Regions from separate parts of the Homo sapiens genome. Here region 2 is linked to region 1. A link is a contact called in ENCODE Hi-C or POLR2A ChIA-PET data. All regions are on one chromosome and are shown on one strand. The core of a region is the stretch at or near the end of the contact, and the rest is flanking DNA. Distances in the headings are between cores, read along the strand shown. Region 1 has its middle 23 kb from the start of ELOA. Region 2 holds the start of CNR2 (cannabinoid receptor 2).

Region 1 (6,162 bases), core at 2,228-4,727:
GAAAGGGAGAAAACCAGGCAGATCTATGGCCAGTCATAGAAAGAAAAAGAAAGGGAGAAAACCAGGCAGATCTATGGCCAGTCAGTCTCTTTGGGACCTCTGGGAGTGAAAATCCCCGTCAGGAATTGTTGTCACTTTTCTTCTGTGACATCTGCTTCAGGCTTCCAGCCTTCACCCAAGTCAGCTAAATTGCCATTGTTTCATTAATTTAACAAATGTTGATTGAAGGGCCAAGCCCATGCTGGACCCATCGATGTATCGCCTTTATTTTAGGCGCTTTGCTCTAGTTCACTTACTTATGGGTTCACCAACTATTTAGTGCCCCCACCAGGGATATAGAGATGGTTTAGTCACAATCTGTGCCTGCAGGGAGCTCACAGTCTAGTGAGGGTACCACACAATGAAACACAGAGGAAGACAGACGTGGCTTCTACCCTCATGGTGCTAGACTACAGTGGAGGAAGTGGGGAGGGAGCATAAACCAATAAAAAGTGGACAAAAAGTAATACATATTAAGTATAGAGTTACCATTTGATCCAGCAATTCCACTTCTGGGCATATTCCCAAAAGAATGGAAAGCCCAGGAACCAATATGTGTACACTGATGTTCATAGCACCCCTATTCGTAATAGCCAAAAGTGGAAACAACCCAAATATCCATCAGCAAATGAATAGATGAACAAAACGTGGTCTGTCCATACAATGAAATATTACTCAGCCTTAAAAAAAAAGGAATGAAATCCTGATACGTGCTACCATTTGGGTGAACCTCGAAAACACTATACTAAGTGAAATAGGCCAATCAGAACAGGACAAATATTCTATGATTCCACTTGTGTGAGGTACCTAGAGTAGTCACAGTCACAGAGATAAAAATAGAACTATGGTTGCCAGGGGCTGGGGGAGGGAAAAATAGGGAGTTATTGTTTATTGGGTGCATAGTTTGAGCATGGGATGGAAAAAGTCCTGGAGATGGATAAGATGGATACTGGTGATGGTTGCAGTGTGGATCTACAGAATGCCACTGACTGAATGGCATAGCTAAATGTTAGATATATGTATTTATTTTACCACAACACAAAAATAATACATTTGAGACTTTGTCTTGAAGAACATGAAATTTAAAATTATGAAAATAAATTCATTTTATATTTAACCAACAAAAGGTAATACAAATAGTAGTCATATAATAGCCATCATGGTCAGTGCTACAGAGAGTCCTATCTGGTGTTGGGAGAGAAGATGGCAGGTAAACCTGCTCAGGTTAGTGGGGTTCTGAAACCGAGAAGGGCTTCACCAGGAGAATGGCATTTCAACTAAGCCCTGAAAGAGAAAGCTTGGTGAGAAGGGGTGGGTGTTTGTGGAAGACAAGACATTCCAGGCAGCAGGAACAGCAAGGCGAAGGCCAGAAGCAGGAGCGCCCCTTTGGTGGAGTTGAGGAATTACAAGGTTTGTATGTGGAACACAGAGTGGGGTGGAGGTTGGGCTTGCAAAGGATTTTAGGCCCCTCCTAGGAGCAGATGGAATCCATCAAAGAGTTTGGGCAAGGGATTTTTATTTTTAATTGGTAAGCCCCTTGATTTGGTTAAGTAGAAAGGAATGGAAAATAAAGTTTATTGAGGGGTTTCTATGTGTCAGCTGCTTTACCTACCATTCCCTTCTTGGGTAGAAGCCCTGTGAGGTCAGAATTACTAGGAGATGAGTTCCTTGAGGACAAGGATGAGGCATTCTCAAATCTCTGATACTAAGTAGGACACTTGGCTCAGATGATGTGCTCAATAATGATCCACATGGTTGATTTTACAGATGAGGCTCAGGGAGGTGAAGCCATTTACCCCAAGTGAGCAGGTGAGGAGGCCGTGCAGCCTAGGAGCTGTGCCAACCCTAAGCCCATACCCCTTTCTAGACCATGCTACACATGTCACAACCCCAGATTTCCCTGCTGTTTTCCAGAGCCTCTTCCCTGGGTCCCTCCTCCCCAGAACACTGGTGTGTGTACCCCTAGGCCCAAGGGGTGGCCAAGGGGCATCTGTCTGTGAGTGTGACTTTGCACTTAGGAGCTGGTGTGACCCCTGGGCTGAACGTGAGGCCCTGTGGTGCAGGACAGAGACTAAGGCAGTGTATTCATTTCCTATTTCTGCTGTAAAAAAATTACCGCAAACTTACTATCTGACATTTATGGAGGCCAGAGGTCCAAAATGGGTCTCACTGGGCTATAATCAAGGTATAGCCATGGCTGTGTCCTTCCTGAGGCTCCAGGGAGAATCTGTTTGCTTGCCTTTTCCAGCTTCTAGAGGCCACCTGTGTTCCTTGGCTGGTGGCCACCTTCAAAGCCAGCAATCCCATCACTCCAGCCTTTGCCTCTGTCATCACATCTTCTCTGACTCTGACTCATGCTTCTCGCTTTCACTTAGAAGCACCCTTGTGATTATTTTGGGCTACCTCAATAATCCAGGATAATCTCCCTATCTTGAGGTCAGCTGATTAGCAATTTTTATTGTATTAAAATAAATAAATTTGTAATATAAATTGAAATGAGGTCTTGCAATGTTGCCCAGGCTGGTCTCAAACCTCTGAGTTCAAGTGATCCTCCTGCCTCGGCCTCCCAAAGTGCTGGGATTACAGGTGTGAGCCACCATGCTTGGCCTGATTAGCAATTTTAATTCCCCCTTGCCATGTAAGATAACATATTCACAGGTTCCTGGGATCAGGGTGTGGACACCTGGGGTGGGGAGGGGACATTATTCTGCCTAATGCAGGTGGGAAGAACAGCATGTAGGTTAGGGGCTAGTTCTCCTTGTGCCACCACATCCCCAAGAACTCTTAGGAATCTGAGAATGTTAAATTTAAACCTAGCCCCAGGTCATTATGAAGGTATATTCATCGAAGTAAGAGAACAGAATAGGATAGGATAGAGTAAAAACTGTATTTAATGGTTTGTTAGTTTTTAACTTTTAAATATTTAGATAAATGGTATGTGGGCCTCTGTATACACTTTTGCCATCAGCCATGCAAATATTAGAGGTCCGTCTAACCCAAAGTCACATAGCCGGTGAGGAGTCAAATTAGAACACAGATGTGTTACTTTCACCACACAAGGCCCCTCTTCAAGGAGAAGTAAGGCACTGTCTTTCTCAGCTTCGAGGCTCTGTATCTCTGCCTGTTTCCTGGTGGTTACAGGCTATGTGCTCTGGAAACTCCTGCTGAGAACCTGGCCTCCTAGCCCTTCTGAAGCTGCAGTTCTTCTCTCACACCGTGTATTGCCCTATGCGGATACCTCTCATACAGACCCTCCACTGGGCCGTTCAAGTCCACGTACTTATGGGTTCACCAGCTAGTTAGTGCCCCCAGCAGGGATACAGAGATGGTTTAGTCACAGTCCCTGCTTGCAAGGAGCTCACAGTCTAGTGAGGACATCACACAAAGAAATGGACAGTGACGACCACACGAGAGACTCCTCCAGTGATGGGTGCACGATAATCTGGGGCAGATCTGGGGTGGGGTTAGGTACAGGCTGCTCAGAGGAAGTGATTCTCAAACTGAGTCTTAATGAGGCCAGGAGGCTGAGGGCTGGAATTTTGGGTTGGCATATTTATAGACCCTGAGGCTGCAATGGGGCAAGTTTGGGAAATCCCAACTCTGTCATGATGACTAGAACAAAGAGTAAGAGGTGAGAGGGGCCAGAAGTAAGGCTTAAAACACTAAGAGCCACAAAAAAAAAAAAAAAAAAAAAAAAAAAGCAAACAAACAAAAAAAACACTAAGAGCCTCAGCCCAGGAATGGTGGCTCATGCCTGTAATCCCAGCACTTTGGGAGGCCAAGGCAGGTGGATCACCTGAGGTCAGGAGTTCGAGACCAGCCTGGCCAACATGGTGAAACCCCATCTCTCCTAAAAATAGAAAAAAAATTAGCCAGGCATGGTGGCACACATCTGTAATTCCAGCTACTCGGGAGGCTGAGACAGGAGAATCGCTTGAACCTGGGAGGTGGAAGTTGCAGTGAGCCGAGATTGTGCCACTGCACTCCAGCCTGGGCAAGAGACTCTATCTCAAAAAAAAAAAAAAAAAAAAAAAAACCCAAAAAACACTAAGAGCCTCATTGACCCTAACAGGCTGTAGGCTTTATGAGGGGCCTAAATGTTACTGTTCATACTGTGCCTATGTACCAGGCACATCAGTGCAAGCAAGGCACGTGGCACATAGTAGATGCTTAGTAAATTTTTGCTGAAAGAATGAATGACAGGGCCAGGCACGGTGGCTTACACCTGTAATCTCAGCACTTTGGGAGGCCGAGGTGGGCAGATCACTTGAGTTCAGGAGTTCGAGACCAGCCTGGCCAACATGGTGAAACGATGTCTCTACTAAAAATACAAAAATTAGCTGGGCGTGGTGGTGTGTGCCTATAATCCCAGCTACTCGGGAGGCTAAGGCAGGAGAATCGCTTGAACCCAGGAGGCAGAGGTTACTGTGAGCTGAGATTGCACCACTGCTATCCAGCCTGGGTGACAAAGCGAGACTCCATCTCAAAAAAAAAAAAAAAAAAAAAAAGAATGATGAATGACAGGCTAGGCACTGTGGCTCATGCCTGTAATCCCAGCACTTTGAGAGGCTGAGGCAGGCAGATTGCTTGAGCCCAGGAGTTCGAGACCAGCCTGAGCAACATAGTGAAACCCCATCTCTACAAAAAATAAAAAAATAAGGTGGGCATGGTGGCATGCACCTGTAGTCCCAGCTACTTGGGAGGTAGGTGGGAGGTTGAGGCTGCAGTGAGCTGTGATCACACCACTGCACTGCAGCCTAAGTGGCAGCAAGACCTTGTCTCAAAAAAGAAAAAGAATGACATGGGCTGGGCGTGGTGGCTCACTCCTGTAATCCCAGCACTTTGGGAGGCTGAGGCAGGTGGATCACGAGGTCAGGGGTTCGAGGCCAGCCTGGCCAAGATGGTGAAACCCCATCTCTACTAAAAATACAAAAATTAGCCGGGCGCAGTGGCGGGCGCCTGTAATCCCAGCTACTCAAGAGGCTGAGGCACAAGAATCGCTTGAACCTGGGATGCGGAGGTTGCAGTGAGCTGAGATCGTGCCACTGCACTCTAGCCTGGGTGACAGAGCAAGACTCTGTCTTAAAAAAAAAAAAATGCTGGGCGCAGTGGCTCATGCCTGTAATACACTTTAGGAGGCTAAGGTGGGCAGATCACCTGAGGTAAGGAGTTCGAGACCAGCCTGACCAATATGGAGAAATCCTGTCTCTACTGAAAATACAAAATTAGCCGAGCATGGTGGCACGTGCCTGTAATCCCAGCTACTCGGCAGGCTGAGGCAGGAGAATCGCTTGGACCCGGGAGGTGGAGGTTGCGGTGGGCTGAGATCGTGCCATTGCACTCCATCCTGGGCAACAAGAGCAAAACTCCATCTCAAAAAAAAAAAAAAAAAGAACTAAAAACATTTGGTCTGAGTCTCTTAAGATATGGGGACTTCGTGTTGGGATCAGTTTTAAAGCTCCCCAAGTGACTGTAATGTGTAGCCAGGGTTGAGAGTACCAGGGCTGCAGGCCACAGGGGAGCACTGAAGGGTTTTACTCGAAATCAGATTTGCATATCAGAGTCAATTTGAATTGACAGCTCTGCAGGAGATGGGTGGAACAGGGTGCAGAGGGCAGTTGTGGAGAGGCAGTTGCAGCTTAATCCACGTTAGAGAGAATGAGATGGAAGAAGCAAATAGGTTTTGAGGGAGTTGGAAGATAACATCAGTAGGATCTGGTGAATGGAGGTGGATGGGTAGGTATGTCAGAGTCCAGGATAGCCCCTTGACTTCAGACTTGAGCCACTTGGCAAATAATGGTGCCCTTTGCTGGAGTGGGAAGTAGGGGCAGAAACAGGTTTAGGGAGGGTTTCCTTGCTGAGTAAAGTTCTTTTTTTTTTTTTTTTTGAGACAGAGTCTCGCTCTGTCGCCCAGGCTGGAGTGCAGTGGCGCCATCTCGGCTCACTGCAAGCTCCGCCTCCCAGATTCACGCCAGTCTCCTGCCTCAGCCTCCCGAATAGCTGGGACTACAGGCGCCCACCACCATGCCCAGCTAATTTTTTTTGTATTTTTAGTAGAGACGGGGTTTCACCACATTAGCCAGGATGGTCTCCATCTCCTGACCTCGTGATCCACCCGCCTCG
Region 2 (6,162 bases), core at 1,757-4,256, 190 kb after region 1:
AATGAGGAACGGTCACAGAGCTCAAATGTGTAGTAAATGCTTCATCAATCTTCGCTTAAGAAAAAAACAAGAGCGGATCACCTGAGATCGGGAGCTCGAGACCAGCCTGGCCAACATGCAGAAACCCCATCCCTACTAAAAATACAAAATTAGCCGGGCGTGGTGGTGCATGCCTGTCATCCCAGCTACTTGGGAGGCTGAGGCAGGAGAATCGCTTGAACCCAGGAGGCAGAGGTTGCAATGAGCTGAGATTACGCCATTATACTCCAGCCTGGGCAACAAGAGCAAAACGCTGTCTCAAAAAAAAAAAAAAAAAAAAAAAAAGAAAGAAAAGAAAAGAAAACAAAACAAAAAAACAAAAAACAAAAAACAAGAGCCCCTTTGAGGCAGGTTGGGAATGCTATGATAGCGTCATTTTTAGAGTTGAAGAAACTGAGGTTCAGAAAGGTGATGTAACTTGCCCCAGGTTGCCTGAGTAATTGATGAGGGAGACTTGGGTTTCCATGTGATTCCATGTGATTGATAGCACAAGCTCTGAACCCACAGCGCAGGACTCTCTGCTCACACTGGCTCCGCTATTCCTTGGCTGTGTGACACTGAGCAAGTCAACACTGCTGCTGAGTCTTGGTTTTTCTCATCTGTAAGATAGGGCTGCCTGTCTCTTTTCAGAGTGCCCTTTGTGTCTCGTGGCTCGGGGACTTTTTTCAGGGGTGAGAGTAGGAAGCAGAAGCTATTTGAAGACAACCCTTCTTCCTGTCCTTTCCTGAGAACCTGAGCGCAGTGAGAAGGTTAGGTCACGTGGGTGGGGGGTGGGGAGAGAAGAGTGTCCATCTGCCATCCACAGCCAAGGGGAGAGGAGAGATTGTCCTTGGCTGGGAGGGGACCGAGGTCTTGGGCACCTAGAATTTGCTTTCTGGGAAGATGGCAGGACCTCTGGGGGAAGTCACTGGGTGATATATCCTGGATGTCAAAATGAGACACAGTGGTTTCAGGTCTTACAAAGAATCTGGACTCCAGGCATGCCAGGGAAGTGGGCAAGGCTGGACTTCAGACAATCAAGTCCATTTGGGCAATGGGCATCCATCGTAGGAGGACCCAGGAGCCTCCCTCACGCTTATGTTCTGTGTGTCCTCTGGGTCAATGTGCATGGGTGGGGATGGGAGTGAGGGAAGCTCAGTGCACTTGGAGATTAAATTTCCTCCTAGCCCAGTAGGATGAGGCTCAGGGTCCTATTGAATGTGACTTCAACTGAATAAAGAAAAGATCAATTTATGCACACCCGAGGGTGTGCAGTAAGAGTGACTGGTACTGTAAAATGAGGTGGGAAGAGAGGGGGCTGGCGCTGGAGGGCTCTGCTTGGCTGAGCCAGGCTGCCATTTTCCCGTCTTCACTGCCTTATCCTGGCCTTAGCCGGCCAAAGGGTAAAGGATATGCTTCACCTGCCCAGCGCAGGTTAGGGGGTCACTCTGGTAAGCCACAAGGTGGTTACAGAGCTGGGGCCAGGATTATTGGGACTCCACCTCCTGAGCTCTCCCTGAACTTCTCCCCAGCCTCCATCCTGGTTTTCATGCTGCCAACGTGTCTACTTGCCACTCATTCCAGGGAAAAGCAGCCAGGCCTCATTTTATCCTCATCTCAGATCCACAGCAAGAGCAGATGGGGTGAAGATCAAACTCTCCACCACAGCCATTCCCGAGCCCTGTGCTGCTGCCCGCCCTGTGCCCGCATCAGACAGTTGACTCGCAACAAGCCTGTGAGTGACCTTCTCAGGCCCATGTTTCTCAGAAGAGGAAGCTGAGCAGGAAAGAAATGGAGTGATTTGCATTAGGCCATCGAGCTACCAGTGGCAGAGCTGGGATTCAGACCTGGACGCTGACCCCAGGGCACACTGGAAAATACTGCTCTTCCCTCCGCTGAGTGGAACTTACACCAAAGCAGACCCCTGGCCTCCTGAGTCCAGTGTGCCCCTAACACTACCTTGTGGTCTCCCCATCTATAAAATGAGAGCGCAGGACTCACCTGGTCATCTCAAAGGCCTCTGCCAGCCCCTGTCATTTCCTGGCCCCCATCTACTGTTGCAGTCCACACCTCGTAAGGCAGGATAGCCTGGTGGCTGAAGGGTGGGCCGCGAAGCCGGAGTGCCTAGGCTCAAGCCAATGCTCTCATTCAATGCCCGCATGATTTCAGGTGGGTCACCTAGCCCCCACCTATCAAGTGGACAACAGTGATAGCTCCTACTGCATACGGCTGTTGTGAGGATTAAATAAATCCAACCACTAAAGGCTCTTAGGGCAGCGCCTGGCACACAGTAAGGCCATCTCTGTGTGTGTGATTCTTGTCTCTGTAATGAAATGAAAGCCAAAGTCCTGATTCTTGGTCCTAGGAGGGGGATGCCAGCCCTGAACTTTCCTGCGACTGGTCCTCCACAACCCCAGGTGTCCTGAAATGACATCTATCCCCTGCCCCAGACAGGCCCACCTGGCTTCTTGTGTCCCTGGAGGGAAGGGATAAGGTAAGAATACAGGTTTTGGCCAGGTGCAGTGGCTCATGCCTGTAATCCCAGCACTTTGGGAGGCCAAGGTGGGCAGATCACCTGAAGTCGGGAGTTCGAGACCAGCCTGGCCAACATGGTGAAACCCTGTCTCTACTAAAAATACAAAAATTAGCCAGACGCAGTAGTGCACACCTGTAATCCCAACTACACGGGAGGCTGAGGCAGGAGAATCGCTTGAACCTGTGAGGCTGCACTGAGCCGAGATTGTGCCACTGTACTTTAGCCTGGTCAACAGAGCAAAACTCCGTCTCAAAAACAAACAAACAAACAAAAAAGAATACAGGTGTTGGGGAATGAGGAAGAAGCCTAAAATAAACAACAAAAAAAGCTACTCACGGTTGTGTTGTGGGTGGCTGGGCACTGGGAGCTGCCGGGGGCTGAGGAGTCCCAGTTGTTTTCTGTCCTCTCCCAGGACCTGGCCGTGGGTGCCACTCAGAGCACCTGTTGAGTGCCACCCCAAGCCAGCTTTCTCTTGCTTTTGTACTTTCTCACAGATGAGTGAGTGTGAGGAGGTCTGGCCTTCCGTGCCTGTTACCACTTCCCCTCCAGGTCCCTGGTGCCACAATGCTCTTGCCCCTGCGGTTGAGTTATCTCTTACAACGAACTCTGGCCAGGGTGGGGCATGGGCCTAGACCCTGGAGTCAAGGGACTTGGGTTCTAATACAGCCTCGTTAAAATGTTGATTCACTTAACTTCCCCAAAGGCAAGTTTCTTTATCTGTAAAATGGGGATAATGCACCAACATTACAGTAGATCACCTAAAAGGACATGCCATTCCAATGCCTCTTCACCACTAGGCCAGAGCTTTGAAATGCAAATGCCTACAGGCAGATTAACATAATGGGTGATGGATCCTGGTGTGGGGCAATAGGGAGTGGTAGGGACTGTGGGTAATAGGGGGAACACAGGACCCAAGTGGAAAAGCTTGGCTGGAGCTGAGAGGTACCTGACCCTCTCTACTGGCCCAGCTGAGAGGTATCTGCCCCACACCCCAGACCCTGATCTGGGCCAGTAGAGAGGGGCAGGTACCTCTTAGTTCCAGCCAAGCTTTTCTGCTTGGGAGTATAGGCAAATTGTCAGATATTCCAAGCATTTGGAAGTTGTGCTGTATTTTTCAAGAGATACCAGAAATCTTGACTTATGTGATAGCTTCCTGTGTGTGTGTGTGTGTGTGTGTTTTGTTTTTTGTTTGTTTGTTTTTGTTTTGAGACCAAGTCTCGCTCTATTGCCCAGGCTGGAGTGCAATGGCGCAATCTCGGTTCACTGCAACCTCTGCCTCCTGGGTTCAAGCAACTCTCCTGCCTCAGCCTCCTGAGTAGCTGGGACTACAGGTGCACACAACCACCTCCAGCTAATTTGTAGTTTTAGTAGAGACAGGGTTTTGCCATGTTGACCATGCTGGTCTTGAACTCCTGACCTCAAGTGATCCACCCACCTTGGCCTCCTAAAGTGCTAGGATTACAGGGTGAGTCACCACGCCCAGCCACTTCCTGTTTATTTTATTTTACTTTATTTTATTTTATTTTAATTTTTTGAGGCAGGGTCTCGCTCTGTTGCCCAGGCTGGAGTACAGCGGCACGATCATAGTTCACTGCAGCCTCAAATTCCTGGGTTCCAGTGATCCTCCCATCTCAGCCTTCCAGGTAGCCGGCAGAACAGGCATGTGCCACCACACCTGGCTATTTTTTTTTTTTAATTTTTTTGTATAGATGGGGGTCTCACTATGTTGCCTAGCTTGGTTTTGAACTCCTGGGCTCAAGCAAATCCTCCCGCCTCAGTCTCCAAAAGTGTTGGGATTACAGGCATGAGCCACCATGCTCAGCCAGTTGCCAATTTTAGAATGTAAAGCCCAAAGTCACACCTTTAAAAAATGCTATGTGAGTCAAACTAAACATTATCTTCAGTTTATATTTATTAGGGAGTATGTCCCTAATGTCCAGTCCTGGGCTGGATGTACTCAGGTATGGTATCTGATATAGTTCCAAGTGTCCTCACACCCACTCTCAGATAAAATATTTAATGAGACGCCATTATATTCTAAGGATACAGAGATGATTATGGCAAAGTTTTTGCCCTTGTAAACTCATGGCCTATGATTATCTCATCAGATCCTCTCACTAACTGCTCCCCACACCCCAGACCCTGATCTGGGCCAATGAAGAAAGATTTTGCCCCTGAGGTAGAGTTGCAAGATTCTTCAAGTAAAAAATGTTACAGGCATGAGCCACCCCACCTGGCCCAATGAATTATATTCTTGAAGATGATGGAGAGTAGATTTTAAGTGTTCTCACCACAAAAATAAGTATGTGAGGTAATGCAACAATAGTTGAGACATTCAGGCACTAAAAATTACTTGTTGCTTATGTGCGATTAGAATGCTCAGCCTAGCGTGGTGGCTCACGCCTGTTATCCCAGCACTTTGGGAGGCAGAGGCAGATGGACTGCCTGAGATCAAGAGTTCAAGACCACCCTGGGCAACATGGTGAAACCTCATCTCTACTAAAATACAAAAAATTAGCTGGGTGTGGTGGTGCGTAGTTGTAGTCCCAGCTACTCAGGAGGCTGAGGCATGAGAAATGCTTGAGCCACAGAGGCGGAGGTTGCAGGGAGCCGAGATCGCCTTACTGCACTCCAGCTTGGGCTCCAGAGTGAGACTCTGTCTCAAAAAAAAAAAAAAAAGAAAAAAGAAAAAGAAAAAAAAGAATGTAACCAGGCATTCTCTGTCTTATCTGGCAACACCACCCAGAGGGGACACTTGGCAATATCTGGAGACATTTTTGGTTGTCACAACCTGGTGGAGGAATTCTACTGACATCTGCTAGGGAGAGGCCAGGAATGCTGCTAACCATTCTGCAATGCACAGGACAGCCCTACAGCAAGGAATTATCCAGCTCAAGATGCTAACTTGCGAACCCTGGTCTGGACCTAGTCCTGGCTCCTTCAGCGCAAAGCCATTGCTGGGAAGGGCCTTTAATTTGATCATTCATCCCTTTGGGAAATGGAACAGTAACAGCCTCCAGCCCTTGCATCTCTCCCAAGAGCAAGACATTGGCAGTGAGGAATGGGACAGAGAGCCCCAGGTGCCAAGAAAGAGGAAAAGAAGACCAGAAGGAGCTGGGGAGTGGGGCCCGCCTGCAGCCTACATCAGACTCCTATCTGGGCTGGAATTGGAGACCCAGGGGTGAGCTGGAAGAGATCTAGCAGATGCTTCCACAATCCTGAATCCTAGACCTCTGGCCTTGAGAAAGCCCCACATGGGGAAGAAGGGTGAGGCTGTCCCCAAACGCCTGGTCCTCCATTGCAGCCCAAAGCATGTAATTGGAGGTGGAAGGCATGAATGAGTGAAGGAATGAATGAACGAAGGAAGAAAGAAAGGAAGTTACTGAAAGTTCAAGTGGAAGGAACGCTGGGAAGCGGAGTTTTTGTGTGGTCTCTGCCATTGCCTGGCTGACCAACAAGTTGCTTCCTGTATCTGTTCTCAATTTCTCCATTCCTAAAATGAGGAAGTTGGAGATAACAGGTGCCCCTGAAACGCCTGAGTGCATGGAAGTCACCCACAGGGCCTGTTAAAACACAGATTGGGGCCGGGTGAGGAGGCTCATGCCCGT

The links. A loop is a pair of places that touch in the nucleus more often than their neighbours do. ChIA-PET counts read pairs that join two places held with the same protein, here RNA polymerase II (POLR2A). Pooled maps may share reads with other maps.
Region 2: a map with no recorded cell type shows a loop between it and region 1 (8-fold over the local background). The contact joins the promoter of CNR2 here to the enhancer-like site in region 1. A Hi-C loop is called at or near these places in 12 of 37 single-sample maps with no recorded cell type and 4 of 50 pooled maps. POLR2A ChIA-PET finds 5 or more read pairs at or near these places in 5 of 52 experiments (A673, GM12878, OCI-LY7 and 2 more).

What each region holds. Positions count from the first base shown.
Region 1 is chr1:23,717,259-23,723,420 of GRCh38, forward strand. No RefSeq gene overlaps it. Among named protein-coding and RNA genes, the nearest start is that of ELOA, 23 kb to the right of the region's middle. Within about 2 kb of position 3,478, at least 5 of the 41 ENCODE cell types and tissues checked have a DNase peak (open chromatin) inside an H3K27ac peak, as active enhancers do; they include GM12878, where a contact is called at or near this core.
Region 2 is chr1:23,910,356-23,916,517 of GRCh38, forward strand. It overlaps CNR2 (cannabinoid receptor 2), which reads right to left and starts at 3,007. Exons shown (of 2, transcript NM_001841.3): 1 at 2,891-3,007. RefSeq lists enhancers at 1,876-2,045, 2,819-3,333.